Regions from separate parts of the Homo sapiens genome. Here region 1 is linked to region 2. Evidence: chromatin contacts called from ENCODE Hi-C or POLR2A ChIA-PET data. All regions are on one chromosome and are shown on one strand. The core of a region is the stretch at or near the end of the contact, and the rest is flanking DNA. Distances in the headings are between cores, read along the strand shown. Region 1 holds the start of P2RY12 (purinergic receptor P2Y12). Region 2 overlaps MED12L (mediator complex subunit 12L).

Region 1 (2,994 bases), core at 310-2,809, 210 kb after region 2:
CATTCCTTGAGTTTTCTTTTCCCATCAGGCAGGCCCAAGTGCAGGCCCCTCTGGAGGATGGCCTGCCTGATACTTTTGCAGTTGTTTCTAACCTTGTCCCAACACGTGAACTGGTAGGTGTGCGGGCCAAGCCTCCTGCCCACCACTGCTGTGATAGTGGATGTTTCCATATGGTATTATGATAGCAGGCTTAGATTCAATAGTAATTGTACAGCAAACACAAAGATGCAGATAATTGGATTACATGACTTTGACATTATTCAGGTTTAATTCAACTATAATTGCATCATAAAACTGGACATCATAAAAGATTTGGAACAAAAGAAAGCTAAGTTTATTGGTGCCCACATTCAGATACTCACGTCCCTTCTTCATTTTAGTTAATGTTTGAATGACTGAACTGTGCTGAAAGAACTAAAAATAGTGATAAACATGTAGGTAAAAGAGAAAAGATAAGGTAATCTATAAACTAGAGCATCCCTTGTTTTTTTAAATAAAAAACAATCAAAATTTGATAACATAAAGCAATGGGGTGTTCTTTCTGTTTTACAGAATGCAAATATCTTACTGTATTTTGTCTGCTAGGTAGGAGGAATGTTTGACACGGTGCAGAGGAGCACCCAGTGGACTACAGACTGGGCCCTGCTACTCCTTCAGATCATTACTTCAGGAACTGTTGACATGCACACTAACAAGTATGTTTTTATCACTTCACATTGATTTTGCTACATGTATGCATGGTATAAGCTTTGATATACTGATGGCGATTTCTGCCACATCTTATTTACTTGGATGCTATTAAAAATTCTGTGCCTTGAATAAAAATACTCAGTTAAATAAGTGTATTTCAGTTTCACTTTAAGATGAAAATAATTATTTTCTTTCTTAGTGAATTATTCACAACAGTTCTTGACATGCTGGGTGTTTTAATCAATGGAACGTTAGCCTCTGACCTATCAAATGCATCCCCTGGGGGATCTGAAGAGAACAAGCGTGCATACATGAATTTAGTAAAGAAACTGAAAGTAAGTTTGAGATCAGCCTGTATTATGAGCTCAAGTTGTTTATGGATTTATTATCTAGTGCATTTTAATTTATTACTCATTAAATGTTATTAATTGTATTCAACTTAATTTAATGTGATTATTTGCTATTTGTTTCACCTAACCTTATTAGTACCCAGAAGTTACATGCACATAACCTTGATTATTTTTTATTGAAAACAATTACATTATAAAACATGTTTAATTTTTTAAAGAACTTTAGAAATCCACTGTTAAATATATAACCAGAATACTAACATTAGATAGATTTAGGATAACTCTATGCTTGGACTGGCACGTGTAATTGAAAAAATAGCCATCTGCATTGAAATTTATAAATCGATTCATTTGACCGACCACTAACAGACTCCTTTAAAAAAAAATTGTAAGAAAACAGTGCAAAAAAGAAACCAAATAAATCTGATGCATTACCAATCAAATAAATCAATGGTTACCTTGTAATCTGACCCTGGACATGAGAAAGTGTTCTGTTCTGCAGCTCCTGTCTTCTGATTGTGATCACTACCCTGGATTTTTGTCATTTCAGCACTATGATGTTTGTTGTGTAACAACAGTGCCTTTGTATGTGTTCTATTTTCTACTTAAATAGAAGAAATGAAACACTCATTGCTCTATTTGGAACTGCCTTGTAGAACATGTTCAGGGTTAAAGAACATGCGCTAAGCTATAAAAAGGGAAATGTTTCATAGGGGAACTTCCTTCTGGTTAACTTTTGCCTTCATTGTAATTTCTGTCCCACTTCTCACTCTCTCTCTCTCTCTTTTTTCTTTAGAAAGAGCTAGGAGACAAGCGATCAGAAAGTATTGACAAAGTTCGACAGTTACTACCTTTGCCGAAACAGACATGTGATGTCATCACTTGTGAACCTATGGGTTCCTTGATTGACACAAAAGGAAACAAAATTGCTGGATTTGACTCTATAGATAAAAAACAGGCAAGAGTGAATGTTTTTTCTTATATATAAATTTATTTACAAAAGATGAAATACTTTTTTTTGTCTTACCATAGGATATATAAAATATATTAATTTTGCTGTTGATGTTTTTAAGGCATATGCTTGTCTTCTAAGTGTACTTAGTCATTGGCATTATCATATAAAGAGGTCATATCTTTGAAGATCTACGTTTTATATGTTTAAAGGACTTAAAATGTTTCCCTGAATTTAAGTAAATTTTTGGAAACCTACCAAGAGAAAACTAAGTAAAAGCTTAGTGTAAAAAAAAAATTGCATAAATAAGTTCTGATTATACTTCAGATTTAGAAGCAGAATATATTTATCAATGAAAAATTTCTTGTAAGCTGAGCATGGTGGCACATGTCTTTAGTTCCAGCTACTTGGGAGGCTGAGGCAGGAGGATTGCTTGAAGCCAGGAGTTTAAGGCTGCAATGTGCTAGGCTCATGCCTGTGAATAGCCACTACACCCTAGCCTGGGCAACAAAGTGAGACCCTGTCTCTGGGGGGGGAAAAAAAAAAAAAAACCTTCCTGTAGTAAGCTATTTCAAATAAAAATTATTTTAATTGTTAGGATATTCTCTATTCCTATCAAGCAGTATTTAATGGACATTTGTTTTATATAAGATATTAAAGATGGTTCTCTAAAATATGAGAAAATTGGTCAGTTACTCTTTTAATGAACAGTAAGCAACCACCGACATTCCACAATCACCAAGATGAAAGACAGAGTTCCTACCCTCAAGGGGGAAGTAGACAGACAATTACAGTGTAATGAGATTTGTGTGACATGGTACAGAGAGAGTATTAGGGGATAGAATAGAGGGTCCCCAGGAAAATTGACACGAGTCATTTTGAAGGATTAAGAGTTAGCTGGGAGGTAGGGAAAATTGTGGTACAAATAAAGGGAGAGTTTATATGAAGACATGAAAGAATCAGATTTACCAGGGAATTTAGAGTAGCCTGAGAATCTAATAC
Region 2 (3,078 bases), core at 3-2,502:
TTGCCCCATTTAGCAGTAATTATTTTGAATGTTGACTCAACTTCAGAAAGACTTGATGAAAACTACGTTTTCAACCCATAATTCAGATTGGTCACCTTTTCTTAATAGTCTGGCAAAAAGGATAACAAAATAGATGGATCCTTCTGTAATACTTAACATTAAATTATTATTAGTATTTTTCCAAGACAGTCTCAGTCTGTTGCCCAGGCTAGAGTGCAGTGGTACTGTCTTGGCTCCCTGCAACCTCTGCCTCTCAGGTTCAAACAATTTTCATGCCTCAGCCTCCCCAGTAGCTGGGATTATAGGTACATACTACTGTGTCCAGCTAATTTTTCTATTTGTAGTCAGGCTGGTCTCAAACTCCTTGCCTCAAGTGATCCATCTGCCTTGGACTCTCAAAGTGCTGGGAGGTGTGAGCCAGTGTGCCTGGACTAAATTAATTTTTAAAATATGTCGTTGGTATCTGTATGTATGGTATATGCATCAAGGTATATATGTATATGTAATCAAGTTTTATCTCTCTATTTACTCCTTAACAGGGGTTACTGTTTTCTTTTTCTTTGTTTTTTTTTTTTTTTGTTTTTTTTTTTTTGAGACGGAGTCTCTGTCTGTCTCCCAGGCTGGAGTGCAGTGGCGTGATCTTGGCTCACTGCAACCTCCACTTCCTGGGTTCAAGCAATTCTCCTGCCTCAGCCTTCCAAGTAGCTGGAATTACAGGTGCCCTGCCGTCACGCCCGGTTAATATTTTTATATTTTTAGTATAGATTGGGTTTCACCATGTTGGCCAGGCTGGTCTCTAATTCTTGGCCTCAAGTGATCCACCCGCCTTGGCCTCCTAAAGTGCTGGGATTACAGGCATGAGCCACCGTGCCCAGCCCTGTTTTCTTGACTGCAGAGTCACTTTGCGTATTTCTGGAATTCATGCATGTGCTGCAGCATCATGTTAACTGATCAGCTGGTGATCTTGAGTAAGTTACTCAAGGCTTTGTGCAATAGTGCCCTTCCTGGTTAAGTAGGCATAGAGTACTTGCCCTTTTTTTCTCTAAGGAAACATGAACACTTTGAGAATTATAAGGCACTATACAAATATGTTTTAAAAATTGTTAACAATAATAATATAGCAATTATTAGTATTATACTGGAAGAACTAATGTGATGATGCTGTTCTCTGATAAGGAGTTACGTGTGGTTAGGATTCAGAAATTGGTCTCACTTCTTTAAAATATACTTCCCCTTTTTTGTTTTCATAATTCATTCAGGATTTAGATAGCACGATAGATAAAACATGATCAACTTCTGTAGTTGCAATAGGTTGGAGGTTTGCTGTTACTAGAAGTCGTGTCTAGGTAGGCCTAGGCCCCAGGTTGCATAGCCTGCTTCTTCACATCTGTTGGGAAAACCTGAATTTCACCCTCCTTGATTCCTTAATTCCCTTTTCTCTGGAACTGCGACAGGGAAATGCAGTCCTCTCTACTTCCTTGTAGGGAGGGGAGAACTTCTGTCTAAATGGGAGAAGTTTGTGTGTGTAATCAGTTTCAGTATTGGTGAAAGCCTGTTGAAAACTGCAGTGCATGGGATGAAGGCATCCGAGGCCTGGGCCCTGCCTTGTGGTTGGACTGTGGTCATGAGAGTGGGAGTAGGAGCTGATTCTGTGCCCACATTGGGGTGTGCCAGGCTATGTGGTGTGCCTTCACTGATTCCACATGGAATGCACTATTTCTTTTTTTCTTTTTCTTTTTTTTTTTTTTTTGAGATGGAGTCTTGCTCTGTCACCTAGGCTGGAGTGCAGTGGCGTGATCTTGGCTCACTGTAACCTCTGCCTCCTGAGTTCAAGCCATTCTCTGCCTCAGCCTCCCGAGTAGCTGGGATTAATAGGCGCCTGCCACCATGCCCGGCTAATTTTTCTATTTTTAGTAGAGATGGGGTTTCACCATGTTGGCCAGGCTGTTCTTGAACTCTTGACCTCGTGATCCACCCACCTCAGCCTCCCAAAGTGCTAGAATTACAGGCGTGAGCCACTGCACCTGGCCTGGAATGTGCTAATTCTTTACTCTCCCTCCCTGTTGCCCTTTACCGCCCCATTTCCTTGGCCACTGTTTCTGTGTCTGGGCTTTTGGGTATAATGGCAAGGGAGGTGAAAATAAAAATCTCAAAAACCTGAGTGTTTCCTTATTCTAGATCTGTGCTGCTTAGTTTTCCATTCAGAGTAGTGTGAGATATAAAGATGGTAATACTGAGGTCAGGGCTCATGTCCCACAGTGGCCAGGCAGGTAGTGGGAATGAGTCGGGGGATGCTATGTATAAGGCAGCCTGGAGGTGGTGGGGGTTGAGGTGTCTGGGAAGTGGGCAGACCCTGTCTGAAGAGGGAAGCCTCTCAAATTCTTAGATTCTGCTTGGGATCCACTGTTCCCTGATCATCCAACATTTCAAGAGAAGCTGGATGTCAAGATCTGCATGTAAACTTTCCTGATTTTAAAATACTGTGCAGCCAGGCAGTGTGTCTGCTGGCCATATTCACTCAGATGCTTGTCACTTTTCAATTCCTGGTACATGTCTTCTACAACATGTACTCACTTATTTGCTTGTTTAGTGTTTCAGAGCCATTTCTAGTCTGGGTGATGGAGGTGGCAAATCCTGACATCCACACAAAGGAGTCGTTATGTGGACAGTGGGACCCCTGGTTTCCACATGCTCACTGAGCCTGTCACTTGTGACCTCACCTCTGAGCAGCTGGAGGAGGAGTTGCTCTCTTTGCTTTTCAGAGGCCTCAGACCACTTCCTTCCTCTTGGCATCTCTCTGTTTGGGATGAGTGTGAGCACGGAGGCAGCTGCATCTTTAGGGTGCCTCAAGGACATGGATAGAAGGGACAGGCTAAAGGTGGCAGGAAGAGCTGCCTTTTCACTTCTCTCTTTGGGGGTCCCAGGAAGCCAGCTTTATCCTGAGTAATGAAAAGATGGAACCGGCTGCACTGGACAGAGTGTTCCTGCAGCAGCATGTGTGTTTCCTCCTTCCCTGCTGCTAAAACCACACACCCCAGACGGGGAAACTTACATATTTATTGTTTGGATTTGTTTTAT

Evidence for each region. Hi-C counts contacts between places; a loop is a spot of excess contacts on that map. ChIA-PET counts read pairs that join two places held with the same protein, here RNA polymerase II (POLR2A). Pooled maps may share reads with other maps.
Region 1: a pooled map shows a loop between it and region 2 (5-fold over the local background). The contact joins the promoter of P2RY12 here to the enhancer-like site in region 2. A Hi-C loop is called at or near these places in 4 of 37 single-sample maps with no recorded cell type and 2 of 50 pooled maps. POLR2A ChIA-PET finds 5 or more read pairs at or near these places in 1 of 52 experiments (OCI-LY7).

What each region holds. Positions count from the first base shown.
Region 1 is chr3:151,383,194-151,386,187 of GRCh38, forward strand. P2RY12 (purinergic receptor P2Y12) reads right to left here and starts at 1,560. Exons shown (of 3, transcript NM_022788.5): 1 at 1,499-1,560. MED12L (mediator complex subunit 12L) reads left to right here. Exons shown (of 45, transcript NM_001393769.1): 34 at 586-695; 35 at 890-1,025; 36 at 1,837-1,998.
Region 2 is chr3:151,168,544-151,171,621 of GRCh38, forward strand. All of the region lies in intron 11 of MED12L (mediator complex subunit 12L), which reads left to right. Among named protein-coding and RNA genes, the nearest start is that of GPR171, 33 kb to the right of the region's middle. Within about 2 kb of position 1,253, at least 14 of the 41 ENCODE cell types and tissues checked have a DNase peak (open chromatin) inside an H3K27ac peak, as active enhancers do.